3 separate regions of the Homo sapiens genome follow, and regions 1 and 3 are each linked to region 2. A link is a loop called in an ENCODE intact Hi-C map of the cell type or tissue named here. Cell type or tissue: GM12878. All regions are shown on one strand. Each heading gives the region's core, and the rest is flanking DNA. Links, peaks and the distances in the headings are about the cores only.

Region 1 (8,131 bases), core at 3,071-5,570, 420 kb before region 2:
GAAATTCCGCCACTGCACTCCAGCCTGGGCAACAGAGTGAGACTTCATCTCAAAGAAAAAAAAGTGTTATAGAAGCAGGTCCTGACAGGGCCAGTAGCTAAAAACAGTAGTGGCCACGTGTTGTGTGGTGACTAAGTCATTCCAGAGTAAAATAAAGAACCCTGGAGAAAGGCAAGTTCATGATCTCAGCCTGAAGCCTGGTCTAAAGAGAGAAGTTTATTTGATATTATTTATATTAAAATTAGATACTTCTGGGAACAATTTCTACTGGTAAGAGAATATCCATTTTCTCCAATTTGAAGAAATTAATGACTACTTTAGATCCCTCCTAGTAGAGAGGAATTGGTAGAATAAGAGGGAGAGAGAGGGAGAGAGAGAGAGAGAGAGAGAGAAAGAGAGAGAGAGAGAGGGAGAAAGAGAGAGAGACTGTGTGTGTGTGTGTGTGTGTGAGAGAGAGAGAGAGAGAGAGAGAGAGAGGGAGAGAGAAAGAGAGAGAGAGAGGGACACCTTGGTGGCCATTTAGTGTAACTCATTTCCTTTTGCAGGTGAACCTAGTGAGGGCAGAGGAAAGGAAAGTCTTGCCTGAGGTTACACAGTGTGGAGTCAAGACCAACACCCTGGCCTTCTGGTGCCCAGATTAATTCAGTGACTATATCATGCTGCTTTTTAGCTAATAATTTTATGTACAAATTTTCTGTGCTCCAAATTAGTCACAACCATCTGAGTTTCCCAGGATTGGTGACTCCTGGAGAATATCTCCTGATAAGGGGATACATATGGTCATAAGATTTACTGTACCTTTCATAATCAATACTGATTACTCCCCCTCATTAATGACTTCTGCTTTCAGCAAGAGTAGGGCACCTCCCCAGTTCTGTCAGTTCCCTGACAACTATAAATGACAATCAAGGTACTCTCTTATCTCCACCTGACTTGCATCACTCTCCAGCCTTGGGAGCTCTGGGCAGCTTACTACACAGATGTTGCTATGGTTGTGTTTGCCTGACTACCTGCCAATTTGGTTAATATAGGCAAATAAACCTACGCTCTCTGCCTTTTGCTCTGAGAGGGATTTGTCTGGAGTTAATTGAAATCAAGAGCATTGAATAGTCTGAATAAACATATATTGTATACAAGGGGCAATTAAATCAACCTGAAAAGTAATCTAAAGTGATGGTTAATATATATTAATATAAGCAAGAGTCTGTGGTGTTATCACATGTCTGAAGTGCTCATTGGAAGGCCATTTTTTGGACTCTAAAATGACCCATGTTTGTAAAATCAATGGGATTGCCATCTGGTTGATTTCATTCCGGTTAGTTTGGCCAAATACCATTAACCAGAAAACAATCCATCTGACTGGGGTCATTTCTAATTGCTCTGACAGAATTGATTCATTGAGGACTTTTTCAGCCATAGAAATAGAGTTGTTTTTGTATGGTTTTGGTATTTAGGAATTTGGAAGACTTTTTCCTCTATAAAGGGTTCAAAATTTCAATTTTCTAAAAAAAAGAAAAAAGAAAAAAACCCACAAATCTGCCTAAAGGCAGAAGGTTTATAATATAATATGTCACATATTACTTGTATAATGAAACCACTAGACACTTTGAAAATTATCTTCTCCTTCTCAAGTCCTGCATCATCTTGGGGGTGACTTTGATATCTACATCCCTTTCCACCTAGAACATCCTGTGACTCCCAGCACTTACAGGGGCCTATTCAAATGAGGGACCCTGAAATCTACCTGAAATGGAGCAGGTGCTCTTTTTTTTGGCCTAGCACAGTACCTGATGGGACGCATTGCTGGGGTGAATGAAACAGTTAAAGAGAGTAAAAAAGTCCTACCCTTCCCAAATTTTCTATAGGCACAGTGCCAACTTCTAAATAATCAATGTGAACATAAGTGTCTGAGCATGCTTATGTGACTGGAAGAATGGGAAATGAAGCAAACAGCATGCTTAGACTGGCTGAGACTGTGAAGTCCAGGGTATTAGAATGAGTGTTTAAGGCTAGCCACACTTTCGTGGCTACCATGACCCCTCTGAACCTTGCAGAGGGTGGGCAGGAGGCTGCACATAACTGCAAATAGAAGAGAAAAGGAGGAGGGAATCAGAAAATAGTCAGTAAATAGCATTAGAATGAACTAGAAACAATTGTAATAACTGCCACTCACTAAGTTTCAGCCCATGTGCTCAGTACTTTCCCATATGTTATCTGATTTCCTCCCCGTAATATGTCTGTGAGAGAGACGTTGTCTCCATTTTATGCTGTGGAAACCAGGGCTCAAGTTGGTACAGAACTTGACAATATTCCCACAGTAGTACAAGGCACTCAAACCCTGCTTTCTCTGTGTTCAGAGTGATAACTCCCTTTTAACCACTACACTATTAGCTGGAAGAAGAGTCTAGAAACATACACAGCCACCTGTGAGGGATCAGGGCCAAAGTAGCTTCCAGGATGCACTTTGGTCTGTTCCTAGGGAACTGGAGAGAAGATTTGTTTACCTATTGGGCAGGAGACCTGTGGGAGCAGGATTAGCTTGGGCTATGACTAGGGCTAGACACACAGGGTGGGACCAGGCCAATAATGAACACAAACAGCTAGCACCGAGGAGAGCTCCAGGCTTGCTTCTCCTCAATGGGGCAAAGCTGAACTTTGCAAAGCTGCTGGCTTTCTCATCTGCCGAAGGAGCCTCCCCAAGTCAAGTAGTCTATTCCGCAGCGTGGCTGGGTGTTATGTGCTGCTGCTCCTGCTAGAACCTCAGAAGTGTGAGCAGTGCGTCAAGATGAGGGACCAGGCTTCTAAGCTATAGCCCAGCTAAGCCCCCCAGTGCCAATCCCGCCCTCAATTCTTGAGCAGTGGAAACAGCAGTGGCAGTTATGAAAACAAGCAGCCTTTCTTGCTCATCTTGACATTGAGTTACAGAGCACATCATTATTTTAGACAGAATCAGTTAACATCTGTCTTTCCTGGCCCTTATTTAACCTGTTCTAGTTATGAAGCCTCTCCATGTTTCCCCCTCTGTAACTACTGTAAACGATGCAAAAGAGGAATGAGAGATAGAGACAGAGAGAAAGAGGGAAGGAGAATTAATTTACCACTGGGTAAAATGAAAATGTACTGAAGTGTAATGGAATTTCATTAACTTCGGAAACGATGATGAATGCTGTCCAAATAATTCTTACTAATGCATAATTCACAGCTGAAAATAGAGCCAAATTCTCCTAAAAAGCACATCCATTTATGCCCCAAATTAATTTGGTATGTTATTCAGGATGGTTGACAGGATAAAAGATCTACTATGAAATGTAATCATCTATTAAGATAGGGAATCTATGAGTCTTTCTGGTTTAGTAGATGATGGTAGCTGATAACAAGTGGCATCTTGAGAGGCAGACACCCACAGTCCTCATCCTCATAATTTGAATCTCCCCAAAGACATCATTTCAGACATAACCACAGAGAAGTTTGGATGATCTTTGAGATCTCCATAGCAACCATGGCCCAATTCATATATATATCCCAAAAGCAAATTAAAATCAGTTTCAAAAGATTCAACTGGGGTCAGGAAAAGGCCCATACTTTTGCTGACTGACAATATCATTATTAATTAATTGATCAATATTATATATGTATGTAGTATATAAATAATATAGACCAGATATTATATACATTTACATATAATCAGATTGAGAGATTTTAAAATATCTTTCCCACTTTGTGTAAAATAGTCTATCCTATTCCACAAACTCTCAGTGACATTCATCACTTAATGTCTCAAGACTATGAGCTTTTAAATAATCTCTTCATAAAAACCCATATATGCTTTTTGTATACTCTGGAGAGTGGTAATGGGAGAGAGACCTTTTTACCTTTAGATCTGACACAGACCCCACCTGTGGTTGGCAGAGAGAGAAGACTACTATTAAGTAGGAGGCTAGCCATTGGCCCAGCTTCCACCAATGAGAATCTGTAGATTGAGAGGTCAGTCAACACCATACAAGCACCATGGCTCTTCCCACCCATGGGCCCATTCAGCCATTAGAGAGGACTTTGGTCAGACATGTGAATAGTGTAGTCAGGGGTGACTTCTGCAACCCACTGAACTCCTTCCCTAGGGCAGGATGCATTGGGTTAAAGTGGAAGTGGTATGAGGAAGCACAGATGTTCCAGGGTGACCCTTATTGCTTCTAATGCCCTTAATCTATGACATGAGGTACTTTGATGAAATTCGAGCATGCTGGCTGCTGACATAGAGGCTCTGATTAAGTAGGAGGGCAGCCATTAACCAGGTTTCACCAGTGGGAAACTTTAGTAGCGAGGACATCAATGCCTTGCAATGGAGGCATCATGGCTCCTTCCTCCCAAAGGTTCCTTTAGCCACTCAGAGAGCACTTTCTGCAGACATGTGAATAGTAATGTTAGGAATTAGTTCTGCAACCCTCTGATCTCCTTCCCCTGGGTAGAGGGCAGGGTATGGATGTGGAGGTGTCATGTGGGGAGCTTTACTTTCTAGGAACAACCCTGTTCCTCTTAATGGCTCTACTGTAATGATTTGGGGTCCTGGGGTGTGAACAAGTACACAGATTGCTGACACAGAATCTGTGATTAAGTAGGAGGGCTGCCATTGGTCATCTTCTACCAATAGGAAACCTTAGAGGAGCCATCTATGCCTCACAATAGAGGCATAGATGGCTCCTCCCTCTCATGAATCCCTTCAACTGATTAGAGAGAATCTTGCACTGAAATGTGAATAGTAATATATAGGTAATGTATTAATAATAGTATTGGTAATAGAAGTGATGGCCTCGGCAACCCTCTAAAGTCCTTCCCTTAGGGAGGGTACTATGTGTGGAAGTGCCGATATAATAGGGGGAGCACTAACTTCTGGGCTACCCCTGATACTTTTGAAAGGTCCAACCGTATGATTTGGGGTTCTAGGAGTCAAACGCATTGGCTAGTCATACAGTGGCTTTGATTAAATAGGAGTGCAGCCACTGGACAGCTTCCATTAATGGGCAACCTTAGTAGAGAGGACGTCAGGACCTCATGATGGAGGCATCGTGGCTCCTTCCTCCGAAGGGGCCCTTCAACTACTCAGAGAACAGGTTCTGCAGATGTGTAAATAGTAATGTCAGGGATGAGTTTTGCAACCCCCTGACCTCCTTCCCCTAGGAAGCGTGCAGTGTATGGATGTGGAGAAGTCATGGGAGGGAGAGAACACTAATTTCTAGGGCCACCCATGTTTCTTTTAATGGTTCAACCCTTTATTTCGGAATCTGAGGTGTTAAGCACCTTGTGCTGTTACAGAGGATGTCATTAAGAAGGACGGCAGCCATTGGCCCACCTTCCACCAATGGGAAGCTTTAGCTAGAGAGGATATTATGGCTCACAATGGAGACATTATGGTTTTTCCCTCCCTTGGGTCCCCTCAGCCTCTGAGAGAAACTTGTGCTGAAATGTCCTTAGGAGAAGAACTTGAGAGGGCTCTAGAAGTCATCACTTCTATTACTAGTAGTATTACTAATACATTATTATTTACATTTCAGCAGAAGTTTCTCTCAGAGGCTGAGGGGACCCAAGGAAGGGAGGAGCCATTATGTCTCTATTGTGAGGTGTAATGTCCCCTCTAGCTAAAGCTTCCCATTGGTGGAAGGTGGGCCAATGGCTGCCCTCCTTCTTAATGACATCCTCTGTACCAGTAGCCAGAGTGCTTCTTTAACACCCCAGAACCCCAAATCATAGTGTCAGGTCATTAAAAACAATAGGGTTGGCCCTATAAAGTAGTGCTCCCCCCATGACACCTCTACATTCATACACTGCACTCTACCCAGGAGGAGGAGATCAGAGGGTTGCAGAACTCATCCTTGGCATTATTACTAGAATATCTGCACAAGGTGATCTCTGAGTGGCTGAAGGGAGCCTGGAGGGAGGAACCATGATGTCTCCATTATGAGGTATTGATGTCCTCTCTACTAAGATTTCCCATTGGTGAAAGCTGGCCAATTGTTGCTTTCCTACTTTACCAAGGCCACCGTATGAGCAGACAATGTGCATGACTTCTTCCTCCCAGAACTCCAAATCATAGGGTTGGACCATTCAAGGGTGTGGGGTGGCCCCAGAAAGTAGTACTCTCCATATGATATCTGCATGGCAAAACACTGCAAAGTCCTTCCTAGGGGAAGGACTTGAGAGTGTTGCAGAGTTTATCATTTCTATTACTAACACTATCACTACTACAGCACCAATATATTACTATTTAAATATCATCACAAAGTACTTTTTGAGTGGCTGAAGACACCCTTGGGAGGGAGGAGCCATGATGCCTCTATTGTGACGCATTGATGATCTCTCTACTAAGGATTCCCATTGGTGGGAGCTGGCCAATGGCAGCCCTCCTACTTAATCACAGCTTCTGTGTCAGCGGCCAATGTGCTTGTGTTACCACCCTAGGACCCCAAATCAGGATAGAGCCATTAAGAGGAATAGAGGTGACCCTAGAATGCAATCCTTTCACTATGACACCTCCACATTCATACCCTGCACTCTAACCTAGGGGAAGGAGATTAGAGGGTTGCAGAACTCATTCCTAACATGACAATTCACACATCTGCACAAGGTGCTCTCTGAGTAGCTAGAGGCACTCTTAGGAGGGAAGAACTATGCTGCCTCCATTGTGAGGCATTGGTATCTTCTCTACTAAGGTTTCCCCATTAGTGAGAGCTGTCCAGTGTCTGCACTTCCACTTAACCAAGGCATCTGTGTCAGCAGCCAGTGTGCTCAATTCCCACCCCAGAACCCCAAGTCTCAGGGTCAGGTCGCTAAAAAGTATTGAGATGGCCTTAAAATATGGTGCTCCCCATATAATATCTTAATAAAGGGGACATCAATGCCTCACAATGGAGGCATTGTGGCTCCTCCCTCTGGTGGGTCCCCTTAGCCTTTCATTGATAATATTGTGCTGAAATGTGAATAGTATTGTGTTAGTAATAGAAGTGATCACTTTTGCAACTCTCTCAAGTACTTTTCTCAGGTGGGTGCAGTGGGTGGAGGTGCAGATGTCATATAAGGCCACTCCTCTACCTTTACTGGTCTTGCCCTATGACCTAGAGTTCTGTGGTGAAAATCAAGCACATTGGCTAGTCAGAAAAAAAACCTTGGTTAAGCAGGAGGATGGCTATTGGCCAGCTTCCACTAATGGGAAACCTCAGTAAAGAGGACATCAATGCCTCACAGTGGGGGCATCATGGCTCACAGACGATCCCTTCAGTCACACAGAGAGCACATTGTGCAGACAAGTAATTAGTAATGTCAGGGATGACTTCTGAAACCCTCTGATGTCCTTTTCCTGGGTACAATGCTGTGTGTATAGGTCAAGGTGTCACGGAGAGAGAATTACTTTTAGGGCTATCTCGTTAAAAAATAAAATAAAAAAAGACTTGACCCTATCGTATGAGGTGCTGGGTGATAAGCCAGCACATTGACTGCTGTTACAGAGGATGTCATTAAGAAGGAAGTCAGCCATTGGGCCACCTTCCACCAATGAGAAACCTTAATTAGATGCCCCACAGTGGAGGCACCATGTCTTCTCCCTCCTATAGGTCCCTTCAGCCAGTTAGAGAGCTGAAATGTGAATAGCAATGTAGTAGTAATATAAGTAATGACTTCTTCAACCATCTCAGGACCTTCCTGCAGGGCATGGTGCAGTGTGTGGAGACAGAGATGTCATTGGGGGAGTAATAGCTTCTAGGGCCACATGGGTCTCTTCAGCCAGTTAGAGAGAATCTTGTGATAACATGTGAGTAGTAATGTCAGGAAATGTGTGCCTCTCTCTGAACAGCTTCCTTTAGGGCAGAAGTACCCCTACAGAAGGCTGTTTTCACCATGAGTTCACTAAAGTCTCTCTTGATCCCATTTTCTCTCTCTCATTCCCAACTGTCCCAACCTAGTCTTGTGGTGTCACAGACTCCTCACATCACATTAACCTGGTAACTTTTGTTAAACACTCATCCTTGCCCCTCTTCCCAGACCTAGACATTCATGAGTATTCACCTTGAGACACATCATTTACCCTATTATCCTGCATATTTTTCTAAGGCATATCTCTGATTGAGTTTTCCATTCTTCAGAA
Region 2 (8,131 bases), core at 3,624-6,123:
CAAGGCTTGGAAGAGAAGAGCGAAAAGGGAGAATGATCATTAATATCTAGTAGCAAAGAGTAAGGATCTTATTTTGCTGCATAAAAAGGAAAACTAGAAGCCTGAGAAGAGGGAAGAACAGATAAAGTAAATTTTGAATCCAAGACCTTGATTCCTCTGCAAGGCCATTTTGGAGGCAAATTGGCTGCGTCCTCCAGAGCACAGGACCATACTTGGCACACGAGCTTGAAAAAGTTCACCTTCCCTTACCTCCATATGCCGTTCTAACTCTTGCAAGAGAGTAACATATTTCTCCAGTCGCATGAATGGTTTGCTGAGGTTTGTTGTTAAAATGAGGATACCTGGGCTCGATGCACCTTGATTTTCCATGAATTGTTCCAACTCATCACTAGCAAAAGAACAAATATAATTTTGTTACTGTTGAATATCTCATGTAAAGAATTATCAACCTAAAATTATTTTACTGTATTTCACACAATATAAAGCCAAATAAAAATGTGTTTTACTAGTCCAAATGCTGTTCAATTTGTTTTGGCTCAACTAAATCAGGTTTTATTAAGCTCCTTCTGTAAAATCAGCACCAGGGCTCCTTTGGTGAGCCAGACACTCATGATCCCTGGTGTCACACATTCAACAATTACTGATTGAGCATCTACTAAGTGACAGGCTCTGTTCTCTGATGGGGCTACAGCAGTGAACAAAAAAAAAAAATCCCCACCCTTAAGGAGCCTACATTCATGGGCGTGAGATATACAGTGTATCAGATGACCCAGAACTTAAAGTATAATTTAAAAAATAGATTTTCTTAATCACTTCAAACGTCCTAGTTATTGGCTGGTCAGGTGCCTAAAGATAACAATCCACAAGGTTGTATCACCCACTTGTAATGTTCTAGAATCACTTCCTGCATTTAGATACCAGCATGTTTGTATGACTAACCACAAAGTCACTTAGCCCAATATCAAAAACCAGTGAAGCAGGTTAACCAAACACTTCCATAAGGCAGTAACTTGGTGAAAAAATATATTAATATTTTATGAACTGTGTGCTGTAAATGTCTAATTCTAAGCCAGTGCTTTTTCTGCTGTTTAGCACCGTTCCAAACTGTTTACTTTCCACCAACAGGGATATTGAGTCCTGGGGCTGCAAGATCATTTTGATACATATTTAAGCAAAATATACTTAGAGGAGGAAACCTACTGCCTAAGTGACAGCTTATGTTGAAACTTCTGCTTTATTACATGGCCCTTTTACCTCTTTGGTTGGCCATGCATATCCAGTCAGTCACAAATCTTCTTGGATCTGTTCATTCCTTTCCATTCCTGCTGCCACTGCCTTAGTTCAGGATTTCAGCTCATTCCATCTGGCTCACTTCAATAGACCAACTGTTTTCCTGGCTTCCAGGCTTTTTCCAGGTCCTACAGACTACCATTTTAGCCTCACTGCTTTCCTACCCAAGAGGCTGAGTGCCTACAAGATCAAGTCTTAACTTTTTAAACTCCTACTGGCTCCACCATCTTTCTCACTACTCCCCAGCAGGAAACCCCTAGTGCAAAGTGACCTACTTATTCTCCCTAGAACACGTCTTATGCCATGGTTCCCAACTGTGGTGTGCTGCTATAAGGTGTGAAGTGTGTTCAAAAAACTTGCTATCAGTAATAAAGTACTAGGAGGCTGGAAACAGAGCGGATTGCAGGTTATCCCTGCAATCCCCACCCACACTCTCCCTTCGTGGGCTTTTCTGAGCAGGAGAGAAAAGATGGAGTTTCAGCTAATGCAACAGCAGCCTTGAGTCATGCAGTATGGCACATATGTTGGGCTGGGAATGGCTGCCTTAATGGAGTCTAGATCACATATGAGAGGTCATATCTAGCAATTGCTGCTAATCCTTTTATAAAACTTTTACAAAATTATAGAGACAGGGTTTTGCCATTTTGCCCAGGCTGGTGTCGAACTCCTGGGCTCAAGCAATCCTCCCACCTCGGCCTCCCAAAGTGCTGGGACTACAGGCATGAACCACCGCACCCAGCCTGCTGCTAATCCTTTTATCAGTTTTCGTAGTCTTGTTCCAGAAGTAGCCAAAGGGAGGGAAATGTCCTAGACTTGGAGTCATAAAAGAGAGTTGGCAACCCTGGATGAGTTGCCTGAGCCTCAACTGACTCATGCTTATAAGAGAGATAAAACCTACTTCCTAATAAAATTGCAAAGATTAAATATTGGGGGTTTTAATGCTACTATTTCATGCTAAGAATTGTACATGCATTCATTCTTGTTTAATGACAACAACATTTCAACATAGGTGTTCTCCCCATTTTACAGATGAGAAAACTGAGAGGAAGGGTGATAGTAAGTGGCTACAGTGGGATTCATACTCAGGTCTGAAGCCAAAGCCTCAGGTCTTTTTAGGATGCCATACTGGCTCTCTGCAGGACAGGATTTTGTAAACTTTAAAGTAGTCAGTGGATGCATTATTATTATTATTATCCCAAGACAAATACCTTGCTAAAATCACATCTTTAAAAACTACCAGTACCTGTGGTTTCCAACTTAATGGAAATTCAATTGATGTTCAATTGCCAACCAAGAGCATAAAGTGCATAAAGAGGTTTAAAAATTCATTGCATATAAAATATAATTAGGGAAATAACTCGGGTTTGGAGTGCATTTGAGTAGAAATGTAATTTGGAGAAAATCATTTTCCTAATTTCTTTTCAATTTAGTAAACAAGTTTTATTTTTTCTTTCAGTGACTAAATGACTGCCCGCATCCTCAACATTTTACTCTAATTGATGCAAGAGTGAAAGCAATTAAAAGCAAATGCTAATGTGTACCTTATTATTACCTTCCATGCAGCATTCTAACTTCTAGGCTTGCTAAACATCATAAAACAATTTAAATTTATTTCAGTACAACATGAGATCACTATCTTGGATTAAAACACTGGTTCTTCAGAAAAGATAATTTTACTAGGGCAACAAAAGAACAAAATTGTCCTAAAATGCCTTTTATCTATGATAAATAGATCCTAAAAGACACATTTTATTTAGCCAAATAAACATAATACACAAATTAGTATCATTATACACAAATATAATACATAAATATATATTGTTATACCAAAGAACAATCTGTCTTTTAAATGTAGAATTTTATACAGCCCATTTGAAATAGCAGTGGATTAAGACTTGCTTTTCAAGCTTAAAATGTTCTGTATATGTGACATGATACAATAGAAGCAGTTCTCAGTGTATAAATGCTGTTTAAAACAACATACATTTATTTCATAGAATGCATGGTGGATGGGGCTCTGGGATATTCTGGGTTGGACTGGAAAGCTGAAGAAAGCTATGTATACTATAATAACACTACAGAGCTTAGCCATCTCATATAGAAGTGCTTCTGTGGCATCTTTGTATAGGTTTCTAATTTGAATGATCATAACTCTACCTAGCAGAAGGTCAGAGATTCCTCCTCTCCACCTCAATTACTACCCCACCAGCCCTTCGGGGGAAATCACTGTGGTCCAAAAGGGGTGGTGAGGCAAGAGGAGCTGGCTGCCACAGCCTCTGGCCAGTGGAAAATTTCAAGAGTGCCACTCACACTGGGTAGAGTGGTTCCCTTTCTTCTCTTTTTCATTTATCCAGCCCCAGATATTAGGTGGTGTGCTTCTTTTGCTTCTTTTTTTGTCCCCACTCCTTTTTTTTTTTTTTTTGAGACAGTCTTGCTCTGTTGCCCAGGCTGAAGTGCAGTGGTGCGATCTTGGCTCACTGCAACCTCCACCTTCAGGGTTCAAGCGATTCTCTTGCCTCAGCCTCCTGGGTAGCCGGGACTACAGACGCACACCACCACATCCGGCTAATTTTTGTGCTTTTAGTAGAGATGGGGTTTCACTATATTGGCCAGGCTGGCCTGGAACTCCTGACCTCCAGTGATCCACCTGCCTCGGCCACCCAAAGTGCTGGGATTACAGGCGTGAGCCACCGCGCCCGGCCTTGTCCCTACCACTTTTTGTTTGTGATCAGTCTTACTTGCTCCCTTCTCTGGCCCTTCAAAGACAGAAAAGAACAGAACCTAGGCTCAGAATTTTTTACGTGCTCCCTGCCCCCAGAGCAAGTACACAACTTTTTGGGGGGTTTCTCAAAGTCTTCATTGCTGGCAACCATGGTAAACAAAGAGTGGAGAGAACTAACAAGAGCAAAAGCACAGCACAGCAGAGACGGAAGTGAGGTCCGGATCTGTCTTAGCACCAACTCCTCTTCTCTCTGATCTCTCATTTAACCCTCTCCCTCGTGAAAAAGGATGAATGCCACACTGAAGCAAGCACAGGAGAGAAGAGGGTATTTTTGTAAAAGAGAGGTTATTCCCAGGAAGAAACAGGAGCTACCATAGCAAGCTAGCAGGGGAGAGGGAGGGGAAATCCCGAAATACCTCACCCAGGGGACAACAAAAGACTAGAGCGGCCATTCAAATATATGCAAATATGGGGACACATCAAGGTTGGGGTCTGATTACATATCCAAATTCAGGCCATACACGACTGCATTTTTAACAAGACAGCTGCATGCAATCATACAATTTTAAGGCTGGATCCCTTCTCAGGGCCAATTGTTATAAGCATTCCTGGTATGGTATTGCCACCTAAAGGCCGAAAGGAAGAAGTTCACCTGAACATCACAGCTTCAGCAAGGAAAGAACAGAAATCCACCAATGTCCCTATTTCAGCTGAAATCTTCATCTAAAAAATGTTTAATGTGAATTTTCTGTGAATTTCATTTCACTGTGCTTTGCCTTTAATAGGTCAGCATAAATTGCCACTAGATGCATGTAAAATAGTTGAGATTATATTAAAAGCACATGTGAGAAAAACCTCAAGTATTTTAATTTTCATCCCTTTTACCTGTAAATAAACCAGTAAGATAAAAATTTAGTTCTATGAGGACTCCAGTGAGTCTTCCATCATTTCAAGGGATATTATAAAATTCTCAAAAACACCGTTAACTAAAATTAAACAGGGCATTATACTTCACCAAAAACTTGAGAATCTTTTAAATCAACTGTGTAACAAACATCAAACCATAATGTTTGAGGGAAGCTTTACTTAATTATAAAATTAAATTCCCAACATAGGTAAATGTAGTCAGTAACATTTTAACACATAGAGTTACAATGGAAACTTCTCTAAACACCACAGAAAGTCTGCCACTTGAGGTAAACCATTTCTTTCCAGTATTCATCCAGAATATTGTTTTCATATCAAAAGGAGAACATGTGCTCATTTTACTGGTGTTAAGGAATTTGCCCTTATATTCACAGGACATTTATGAATTCATCAAAGGAAAAAAGTCTGTGAATCATTTTTTCTTTATTGTAGATATGTAGAAAAGTATGAAAACATTCCTGGAAATGACAAAAACAAATTTAGGACTGTGGTTCACTCTGGTGAGGGAGAGAAGAGCAGGAAATATTGAAGGGGATACACAGAACTTGAATTGCATCTATAATTTGTTTCTTAAGCTGAATAGTGGGTACGTGGATGTACTTTATATTATCTCTGTTCTTTGTATGCTTGAAATATTTTATACTTTTTTTCCTAAAAAGAAACTAGTAGCTGGTAGGTAGATGTTTAAAGGACACATAGGGCATGGTGACACAGTGCTGGGTGCTTAGTATACATTATTTCATTTAATACTAACATCAATCCTGCAAGGTAGGTGGTTTGACCCTCATTTTACAAGTGAGGAAATTAAGGCTTAGAAATGAAGTGAATTGCCTTGGGTAAAACAGCCTCTAAGTGGTAGAATTGTGAAGTGAGACATTAAAAAAGTGATAAAAAGTTTAGGCTCAGATCAGGCAAGGGCACAGAAGGACAGAAAAGGAAACAGTAAGGAGTTCCACTTTTGAGATGGTGGCATGAGATTCATTGGATGCACTACTCAGTTAAAAAAAAGCGTAGCAGGTGAAAACCATTTAGGCCAGGCGCAGTGGCTCACACCTGTAATCCCAGCACTTTGGGAGGCTGAGGCAGGAGGATCACTTAAGCCCAGGAGTTTGAGACCAGCAGACTCTGGTCAACATAGTGAAAGCCCTGTCTCTATAATTTTTTTATAATTAGCTGAGTGTGGTGGTGTGTGCCTGTAGTCACAGCTGCTCAGGAGGCTGAGGTGGGAGGATTGCTTGAGCCCAGGAGTTCAAGGCTGCGTTGAGTTATGATTGTATCACTGCACTCCAGCCTGGGTGACAGAGCAAGACCTTGTCTCTGAAAAGCCAATAATAATAAAAATAAAAATAAATAAAATATCTAGAAGTTGTCCTAATGATATAAGATAAATGAAAAAAAGTATTTATTCAGGAAAATCTACTAAAACTCAGTAAGAACAGGGAGAACTTACAGCATTTGAGCTATGACCAGCTCTCCCTTTTCTCCCTCCTCCCAACTCAGCTTGACAGAAGCTCCATTCCGGGCAACTGTGACCAAGTAGAGAGGCCTCCCTGGCCTCTCAGCTACCAGTCAAAAAATATGATATCTCACCAGGAGGGACAGGTCATCAGCACATCTCTCCCCTTCAACTCTGTGTAAAAGAGGCTAAATTCCTGGTAAGTGTGCCTGAGAGGTCGAAAGCTCACTTCACGCAGCCCCGACACAGGCTGGAGAGTAGGCCCAATCACCCTCACCCCAGCCCAAGTGTAGGGTAGAGAGTTCCATGCTGGAAAAGGCAAGCTGGAAGAGGCAACCAGAGGGTACCCATGCTGCCCAGCTCCCAGAGTAGTGAGATTTTGCCCAGAGGGAGACGCAGTCCATGGGAACAGAAGAGTTCTGAAGCTCTCCATGAAGAAATTGGTTTTATTTGGAAAAAAGGCATGTGGGGATATTCAAGCTTAAGAGCTCTTGCCAAAACAAAGGAGATTTTGGTAGTAAGCCAATAAAAGGAGGCAGGTAGCTCCTGTCACTTAAGTGCAAAAAGCTAACCCATAGGCCAGCTAGGTCACCAGAGAGAGAACCAGGGAAACAGACAGCCAGGAAGTGCTAAGAAGGATCAGAAGAAACCTCAAAGTCTAGTCTCAAAAAGTGTCTCCACTTGAACTTAATTAGATCAGATGGTGGAGCAATTTATGTCCCCATGAAATTATCAAAAATATTAGAGCCAATCAGCTGGAAATTAGGAGAGCCTAACACCTGGATGTGATACCAAACGGGGCTTAAAGGAGAGATCAGGGAGTGAGACAGTCAAAGACAGCTCTGCTAAGACCACTGTCATTCCAGAGTGACTGCATGCCTGACCAAGGCTGTGCCCTCTGAAGAGCGATACCAGAGATTGTACTCTGTGAGCGAAATAGACTTCACTAAAATAGTCAAATCGAGTTACTAAACAAACACATAAGCAAACAACAAAAACATGTCCCAGAGAGTGGGGAATGAAATCAGTATCACAGTTGTGAAATCTAAAATTACCTAAAATGTCTTGTTCTCAACAACAAAAAACAATATGGCACACAAAGAAACAGCAATGTGTAACTTACACAAATAAGAAACAACAGAAATTGTCAGTAAGAGGCAAAATGTCAGACTTAATAAAGTCTTCAAAGTAGCCATTATAAATATGTGCAAAGAACAAAAGGAAACCATGCTTAAAGAAGTAAAGGAAGCTATGATGACAATGTCTCACCACATAGAGAACATCCATAAAGATGCTGAAATTGTAAACAAAAAGAAAGAAGAAGAACCAAATGAACATTCTAGAGTTTAAAAGTAAAATAACTGAAATTTAAAATTTCATTAGAGGGGCTCAACAGCTGATCTGAACTGGCAGAAGAAAGAATCTGTAAACTTAAAATACATCAATAGAGATTATGCAATATAAAAAGGAGAAAAAAGAATAAAGAAAAACGAATACAGCCTCAGAGAAATATGGAAAATCTTTAAGCAAAAGAACATATACATAATGGAAGTACTAAAAAGAGAGGAGAGAGAGAATGGAGCAGAAAAAATATGCAAAGAAATAATGACTAAAATTCCCAAATTTGAGAAAAACATCAACCCACACATACAAGAAGCTCAATGAATTTCAAGTAGGATAAATGCAAAGAGGTCCACACTCAAACAAATTATAATAAAAATCCTGAAAGTCAAGGA
Region 3 (8,131 bases), core at 3,485-5,984, 1.1 Mb before region 2:
GATGGGCATGGTGTCTCATGCCTGTTATCCAGCATTTTGGGCTGCCAAGGCAGGCAGACCAGTTGAGGCCAGGAGTTCGAGATCAGCCTGGATAACATGGCAAACCCCTTCTCTACTGAAAGTACAAAAATTAGCGGCATGATGGCATGTGTCTGTATTCCCAGCTACTAGTGTGGCTGAGGCAGGAGAATTGCTTGAGCCCAGGAGGGTGCAGTGAGTTGAAATCAGGCCACTGCACTTCAGCCTGGGTGACAGAGTGAGACTCAGTCTCAAAAAAATAAAAAATAAAATAAAATGAAGAGAATGGGCAGAGAGGAATAAGGCCAGCTGGGCTACAGCTTCCATAGTCGCCATCCTGTCTTCCCTGCCAGCCCTTGCATTGTCCGATGAGACTGAGGAGTTTCCTTTTTGATGTTTCTGATCCTTTTTCTTTTTTGATATTTTTGATCCTCTTGCTTAAGATCATGCACAGCCTCTAAAAGCTGCAGTATTTCTGTTCCATGTTCAATGGGGAATCCCTTGCATTTAAAGACCCCATTCTTTATAGATGGCAGCATATGTATGAAGGACAATGCAGGCATCCTTGGAGTCAATGTATATGTTAGTGTTTTTCCCTGATCTAGAGCCAGGGCCCTGGCCAGGACAATTTTTGTGGCAAGGACAATCTGCTTTTTGTGCTGAGGCACTAGGTGGCAGTGCCTGGGCCTTTGTTGTTTGGTGCACACTAACCACAGTGTATCCTGCCCTTCTTTTTCCATTTCCCATAAAACTACTGGCATCAGTGAACCTTTCATTATCAGGATTCTTGAAAGATGTATCTCTGAGATCTATTCTATCTAAATAGACCTGGTCTATGGTTTTAATACAGGAATGAGTTAGGTTCTCTGAGGAATTGACTGGCATGAGCAGAGCTGGATTGAGGGTGCCAGAAGTTTTTATAGTAACCTTGGGGAGTCCAGGAGGAGAGCCTGATGTTTGGTGAGTCTTCCTCTTGAGAGCCAATAGTGGCTCTTTATTTCTAAAACTCCCTGCACTTGACGCAGAATGAGGACCTCTAAAGTGTGTCTAAAAGTCAGCTTTAGGGCTTCCTCCACCAGAATGGCAGTGGCTGTGACTGCCCTAAGGCAACCAGGCCATCCACAGGCCACAAAGTCCATGTGCTTTAAATGTAGTCAGCTGGATGAGGTGGTTCTCCCAGTTTTTGGCGAGGACTCCCTGTTTCTCTGCCACATATAAGGTGCATAGATTTTCCAAGTCATGAATTTCCAGGGCAGGAGCCTCAACAAGGGCCTTTTTTATGTCTTGAAATGCCCTGGTTTGTTCTCTTTGCCATCGCAGGGCTCAGTGTCAGGCCCTTTAATGGCATCATATAAAGGATGAGCCATTAGTCCAAATCCCAGAATCCAAATTCTACAGAATGCAGACATTCCGAGAAATGTTAAGAGTTGTCTCCTGGTTTGGCGACCAGGCAACTCTGGTATGGCCTGTTTTCTTTCCCCTGAGAGCTTCCTTGTTCCAGGGGTTATAATGTCCCCTAAGTAAGTTACTCTCTGTTTGGTTAATTGTGCCCCCTTTTTTTTGAAACCTTATATCTGCTTGCTCCAAGCAAATTTAAGACTGTAATGGTATTCCTGTCAGGTGTTTCCTGGGTTGGATTACATATTCAGTTGTTACCTAAATACTGTAGGAGGCTGCCTTAACTAAGTTGTAATTCTCAAAGATCTTTGCCTGGGGCTAGTGCAAACAGGTGAGGGCTATCTTGAAAGCCCTGGAGCAATACTATTCATGGGCGTTTCCTATATTTGTCCATTCAAAGGCAAATAGAAACTGAAAGGACAAGTGCACTGGGATACAAACAGATGGCCTCTTTAAGGTCTAGTACGCTACAACATTGGCAATGTCTTGGAATTTGGTTAACAAGGTATAGGTATTAGCTACTAAGGGATGAAGAGGGTTCCTGCCTCGTTTATGATTCTCATGTCTTGTGCCATTGGATATTCTCCATTTTGTTTTATGACTAGCAGAATAGGAGTATTACAAGGTGATTGGCAGGACACTAGTAAGCCATGTTGTAAGAATTTAGAAATTAAGGGCTTCAATCTTTTTTTAGCTTCTAACTTTAGGGGATATTGGTTTTCCTTGGGGTACCTATTGGGGTCCTGTATTTTAATGACCATGGGTTCAGCCCAAAGGGCTCTTCTGAGTACCCTGTCATCCCAGACGGCAAGTTTTACTTGTTCTAAGATTGATATAGGGAGGTGATCTGTTGGCCCTGCAGTGAGGACCATTTGGGAGGGACTGGTGCCTTTCAGTGATTAGATGCCTTCCATGATATTTAATAAATCGCTCTCTAAAAGCAGGGTAGGACACTCAGGAATAAGCAACAAGAAGTGTTACTTAACTGATCTCTTTAGTGACATGTGAGTAAGGAAGTAAAATATTAAGAACGGGGTTTCCTATTGACCCCAGCTATGGTACAATTTTGAAGGTCACTGACCCAACTGAGAAGTTAATACAGAGTAGGAGTCCCCGGTATTGATTTTAAAAATCAGTATTCTTACCTACCATGTCATGGGTCAGCCAGGGTTCCAGATCGGTGACTGGAATGTCCTTTTCAATGGGGGCTGTCTGGATCCCTTAGCCTCCTCCGTCTTGAGTTAGTGCCATCTTGAAGGAGGATGTCCCCTTTCCCCTTCAGGGCTCAGGAAAATCCATTCCCCAGTGGCTATCCTGTTTACAGACTGGGCATGGCCCAGGGGCAGTTGGGTGCACCCTCTTTCCTGGTGCTCTGATTGTTTGCATTTAAAGCAGGCTCCTTGATTGTTTGTTGACCGGCTTCCAAGCTTCAAGGTTCCTGGGGGTGACTTGAGGTTCCAAGACACTACTGACAGAAACAGCTATCTTTTTAGACTGGGCTGTATCTCACCAGTTCTTGTGCTGGAGTCTGCCTTCCTCTTCAGCCAGATTCCTATTACGAAACACTCCAAAAGCCATTTCTAATAATTGAGGTATAGGTGTTTATGGCCCTTATTGTAATTTCTATAGTTTTCTCCTGATATCTGGAGTAGACTGGCCAATTAAGTTTTGTCCTGGTAACACTTGGCATTCAGCAGATGTAGGGTCTATGTTGGTATACTTTTGGAAGTATCCTTTAAGCTCCCCTGAAAGAAGGCAGGGTTTACATGTTTTCTCTGTGGGACTACTTTGACTTTCTCTTAAGAAACAGATTTTTTAACACATTGTCTGATCCCTGCCAGGAGGCATTGCACCATGTAGTCCATCCATATTCTTTATTCCTCCAGATAAAGGAGGAATTCCAATGTTGTAATTCCAATGTGGGTCCTGGGAGAGATCAGCAGTAGCTGCCACTTCATGGGTGGCAGGCTGGTCAGCTGCCCTGCTATCTATGTATCCCTGACTGGCTAGCCAGATTCTCTATTGTTCCTGTGGAGTACAGCAATAAAAAGGACAACTTGTATACCTTTCCAAGTTAAGTCAAAGGCCAAAGTTAGAGCCTTGCATGCGTTGGTAAATGCACTGAGTTCTTCTGAGAAGTATCTGCGGTTTTGCTTTTACTGGATTAGATCACTCATTAAGAATGGAACATGTATTCTAATGGTCCCTTCTCCATTTGGACTTCCCATAAAGGGAGCAGATTCTCTGGCCCTGGATGGTATGAAATCCCACTGCGAGTTATTCCAGCTAGGCTAGTCTGCAACGCACAAGGCGAAGGAGCATAAAGAGGAGCATAAACAGGAAGTGAAATGGGATTATATTCCACAGAAGACTCTGGTAGTGCAGGGGTGCTGGGGACTCAGAAGGAAGTGAGGGTCCCTGACAGCCCCTATCTGGAGCCATCTTTGTGTCATGGGGCCTGGGTTCCCTTCCCTTAATAAAAGAGGATCTTCTAATGCATCTGTGTGGCTTCCTTGCTTACTGGGTTTCAGCCCACAGGTGCCACATAGAGCTGGGTTTTCTTATAAGGCCACAAAAGCCTCCACATAAGGTACTTCAGGGCACTTTCCATGATTTGTACAGAAAAGATCTAGCTGTAGGATGGTAATAAAGTTCACATTTCCATTTTCTGGCCATTTTTCATTGTTAGCTGACTTTTTCCCAGGCTAAACAGTGTTACAAAAGAAGATAAGGGTTTTTTTTCTTTTTTAGCTCATCTCACCCAAATTATTCCAGCTTTTAAAATATACATCCCAGGGGTGTTTCATTGAGAGTATTGGAGATGGCTCCCGTGGTGCCAAGAGAATCCTGCAATGACAGACACATATACAGAAGACCAGGAGGTCATGGCTGTCCCTATTAGCCAAGCTGGACCACGATGCAATACAGGGCATCTGCTTGAATTCCCACAAACCGAGACCCTAGGAGGTCACGGGTGTTTGCCATGCACCATCCTAGGTCTCACCAGAACTGGATATCTACAGCCTTGACCAAGGTGGCCATCACTGCCAGCTGGGGGGCCCAGATGTCTCACTGACAAGACTTTCCCTACTTCACTGGTTTGCCATTCGTTATGCCCAATTATAATAACTGGAATGCCTGGATGCAATCCCTGGGACCAGGCATCTGCTTGACTGCACATCTTTTTTTCAGCATAGAAAGTTTGTTAAAGGACAATCTGAAGTTGTATGAAAATGAACAAAGTCTGGAGGGATAGGGATTCTTAATGTGGCCCTCAAAACTCTGTTTTGTAAACAGAAAATCAGATTAGAAAATAAATCACAATAGCCACTAAGTGGCAGTCAAGTATTGCCAGAGTGACAACAAAGGCGCTGAGTCTGAAATGTGGCCAGAAAGAAGTGAAACTAAGCAGCAAAATAGCCTGAATATTGAACATTGAGAGAAACCCACATGGCTAGTATAATTATGAATAGTACAGAAGTAGCAACAAAAAGGGCAGCTGAGAGAGACAGAGACAAGAGGACTGCTTGAGACCAGGAGTTCAAGATCAGCCTGGGCAAAATAGAAAGACCCCATCTCTACAAAAAATTTAAAAAATATAATAATAAAATAAAATAAAGGAAAATGGACAAAATGGGAAACAGTTATTTTGGCAGAGGAAAGAGCAACTACAAAGGGCCAGCAGTAGACATATGCCTGTCATGTCTGAGGAACGGCATAGAAGCTGGATTGCCTTCAGCACAGGGATGGATGGGAGGGGGACAGGTGGGTGACAATAAGTGAGGTTGGGAATACGAAGCAGGGGCCTCACCATGCAAAGCTCTTCCAACTGCCCCTTCTGTGATTGCATCCTTAGTCCTTCTTGGTTGAAAAGTCTAAGAATATGGTTTGGGTTTTTGTTTTTTGCCCTCCATCCACAATATCCACCCTGCCCATTGTGGAGTTGGGGCTGGCCGAGGAAGAAGCCCATGATTCCCCCAGTTCCTCCAGCAGCTACAGCCTGGCAGCTCTTGCTGCCAACTTGCTAGCTGATGCACAGGGGATGAGCCCTCAGCCTGTGTTCACAGAATTCCTTAAAGCCCTTTTCCCTAGACATGGCCCAGCTTCGTGGGACTGCACTGCTACTCAGTTTCCTTGAAAAGCACTCCTGGACCCTGTAAAACCTGGAGTCTACAGAACATTCCATTCCATATATTTTTCCAAATTCTACAACTTATAAAACCTTGCACATATTTTTCCATAGGAGGCCAAAACCTCCTCTTTATATCTCCTTTTCTTCCCTGTTTCTTAAAGAGATTGCCCAAGGGGCACCAACTGGATTAGATTCTTCCAGTAAGCCTGCTTGTTGGGCTCTAGGCTCTCCCCTTGGAAACTGCAACATCGAGGCTCCAGGGCCTGCTAGCAAGCTCTGGCCTTGTAGATGACAGATTCCGGTGTCCCAGGAGCACCAGTCCATCCTAAGTCCTTCCTTCACAGTTCAGAGAAAACCCACAGTGGCTAAGCTGAGTTCTGATGCAGGCACTAGTTCTTTGGGTTCAAACGTAGTTTTGTACAGCACACTACTGGCTGCATAGCAGACATTGGGAAAAGGCAAATATCTATATTCCCCTTTTTACATTTCCTTGGGCATGACTTTTACTAATCTCTCTCACAAGACTTGCAGAGCACTTGGAACTTTCTCAAATGGAAAGATCTCTGCATACATAATTTTACGTTCTGTAACAACTTATTCAGAAACTTCTTCATTCTGGTTCTGAGACTAATGCATTACATACGTTGGATATCCCACTTGTGAAAGTCAGCTTTAAGCAGAACATCAAGTATATTTGTGGACTGCCTACACATCAGTGGGCAAAACCTTGTGGGAACCATGCTTTTCCACCATCAGAGAAGACCTACTTTAAAGCAAAAGCTCTTTTGAGAATCATCAGGTTGTGTCTGGCATGGCAGCCTGGGCAGGGACATTATACCACAGGTTATTGCCATTCCCCCCTCACCAAGTCTCCTAAAAGCATCTGCTGGCTCTGGTGGCCCTGTCTGGTTGTCCTCAACCGTCAAGATTTGGATTTACCATTTACCGACAGTGCAACTTGGGTCATCACCTCATCTTCTTTGGCCTGAACTTCCTCACCAGTAAAATGGGGTGAGTAACTTCTACTCCATGGAATCCTCAGGAGGAGTGAAAGAGGTGTAACATTCCGAGTGTCTGTACCATGCCTGGGCATAGTTGGCACTCAGAAAATTTGTGGACTAACGATGAGGGCAAAGATGAATGATACTAGCAGGGCTCATCAGTGCTGCGTGACAACTACAGAGAGACAGACTCTGATGACCCCTAACCCCCAGGAGAAACTGAAAAGGTACAGAGATGTCCGCCATGGAGTGCAGCCTGTGGACAGGGCAACAGGCACTTTGGAGGCAGGAAGACAGCCCGATTTAAGATGCTTGACTTGAGCTTTAAGCAGAATCTCCACTGTTTAGTGTGAATTGATTTTTCTGAGTATCTCCCTTGGAAAAGAGACTACTGTTCTAGGTGTAGGTTTTCAAAAGTAAGGACATCCCTTTTTATACAGGCTCCCTGTTGCAGTAATATAAAGCATCTGCCAAGGGACACTTAGCCTTCTGTTACAGTCTCTTGAACCTGGTTCAGAGGTGCATCATACTTTAAGGTGAAAGGAGTTTTTGCCATGGACTTCTTCACTTGGCAACACAAAATCTTCACACTTTTCAGTTTGTGGATTTCAGTTTAGTAAGAAATCTAGCCACCCTTTTGTGTAGTAGACTCACATTGCTGTAGAGTTCTTAGAGCATGGGCAGTGGAATTAGAAACACCTGGGTTTAAATCTGGGTTCAGCTGCCAGCCAGTTGTCTGACCTTGGGCAAATGACTTAATCTCTCAAGGCTCAGTCTCCTCAGGGGTTAAGTAGAAACCATAGCTCCTATCTCAAAAGGTTGTGTGGGGATTGAAGGTGAGCATGAATGTAAGAAGTCATAGGCAATGCCCAGCATGTTTTCATTGCTCATGAGATGTCCTCCCTGGGTTGGTATGGCATATAGGAAATGGTTATGGCCAAGTACCTAATAGTCGTTGCAGCTCTTGGGCAGAGCGAAGTTCAGGATGGGTCATTTGCTGATTTTCAGTGATCTGTTCTGGGGTAAACAGAGTGAAGTCTAGCCCGGAAGGCCAGCAATAAGCTGAGTGAGGGTAATTTGGCCCTGGCAGGAGGGAGCTTCCTAGGAGTACTCAGAGCTGAGAGGCTGTGGCAGAGGCAGAAGCAGAAGATGGGAGCCAAGCCTTCCTTCTCCTGAGAGACCCTATAAGAGACGAGTGAGTGGAGAAAGTTCTGGAATCAGGGTCATGTGATGAGTAGAACAGGATGAGAGGCTGTGTGTCAGGAGGAGCCTAAAGCTGGAGTGTATGGTGAGGCTGCACTGGACAAGTGGAAAGTGCTTTGGGTTCAAGACAGAGCTGGAGATGAGGTGCTGCTGCAGGTATGCACTTACATGCCTATGACCTGGCACTAGTTACTTAACCTCTCTGTGTTTCCATATCCTCTTCTGTAAACAGAGGATGATAACAGCAGCTATTCTCTAGGATTGTGGTGAATAGTAAAAAAAAAAAAATCCGTAATTCATTTATTCAATATTGACTAAAAACTCTCTGAGTGCCAGGTACTTATCTAGGCATGAAAAAAAACAGTGAACTAAACTGTTC

The links. A loop is a pair of places that touch in the nucleus more often than their neighbours do. Peaks named below come from ENCODE experiments on the same cell type or tissue, not always from the same donor. Only the 100,000 strongest peaks of a DNase experiment are listed, where the experiment ranks them.
Region 1: it touches region 2 in a loop (4-fold over the local background); 11 of 110 quality-filtered maps call a loop at or near these places.
Region 3: a loop joins it to region 2, with 15 times the contacts of the local background. A loop is called at or near these places in 2 of 110 quality-filtered maps.

Annotation. Positions count from the first base shown.
Region 1 is chrX:136,273,218-136,281,348 of GRCh38, forward strand. No RefSeq gene overlaps it. Among named protein-coding and RNA genes, the nearest start is that of ADGRG4, 24 kb to the right of the region's middle. In GM12878, for the core only: no CTCF peak of the experiment used is centred there; no DNase peak of the experiment used is centred there.
Region 2 is chrX:136,690,361-136,698,491 of GRCh38, forward strand. It overlaps ARHGEF6 (Rac/Cdc42 guanine nucleotide exchange factor 6), which reads right to left. Exons shown (of 22, transcript NM_004840.3): 10 at 250-388. Among named protein-coding and RNA genes, the nearest start is that of CD40LG, 46 kb to the left of the region's middle. RefSeq lists an enhancer at 4,421-4,520. In GM12878, for the core only: a CTCF peak has its summit at 4,639 (motif pointing left); a DNase peak (open chromatin) is centred at 4,497; H3K27ac peaks cover 465 bases.
Region 3 is chrX:135,627,767-135,635,897 of GRCh38, forward strand. It overlaps the pseudogene SAGE4P. Among named protein-coding and RNA genes, the nearest start is that of CT45A1, 82 kb to the right of the region's middle. In GM12878, for the core only: a CTCF peak has its summit at 4,757 (motif pointing right); a DNase peak (open chromatin) is centred at 4,805.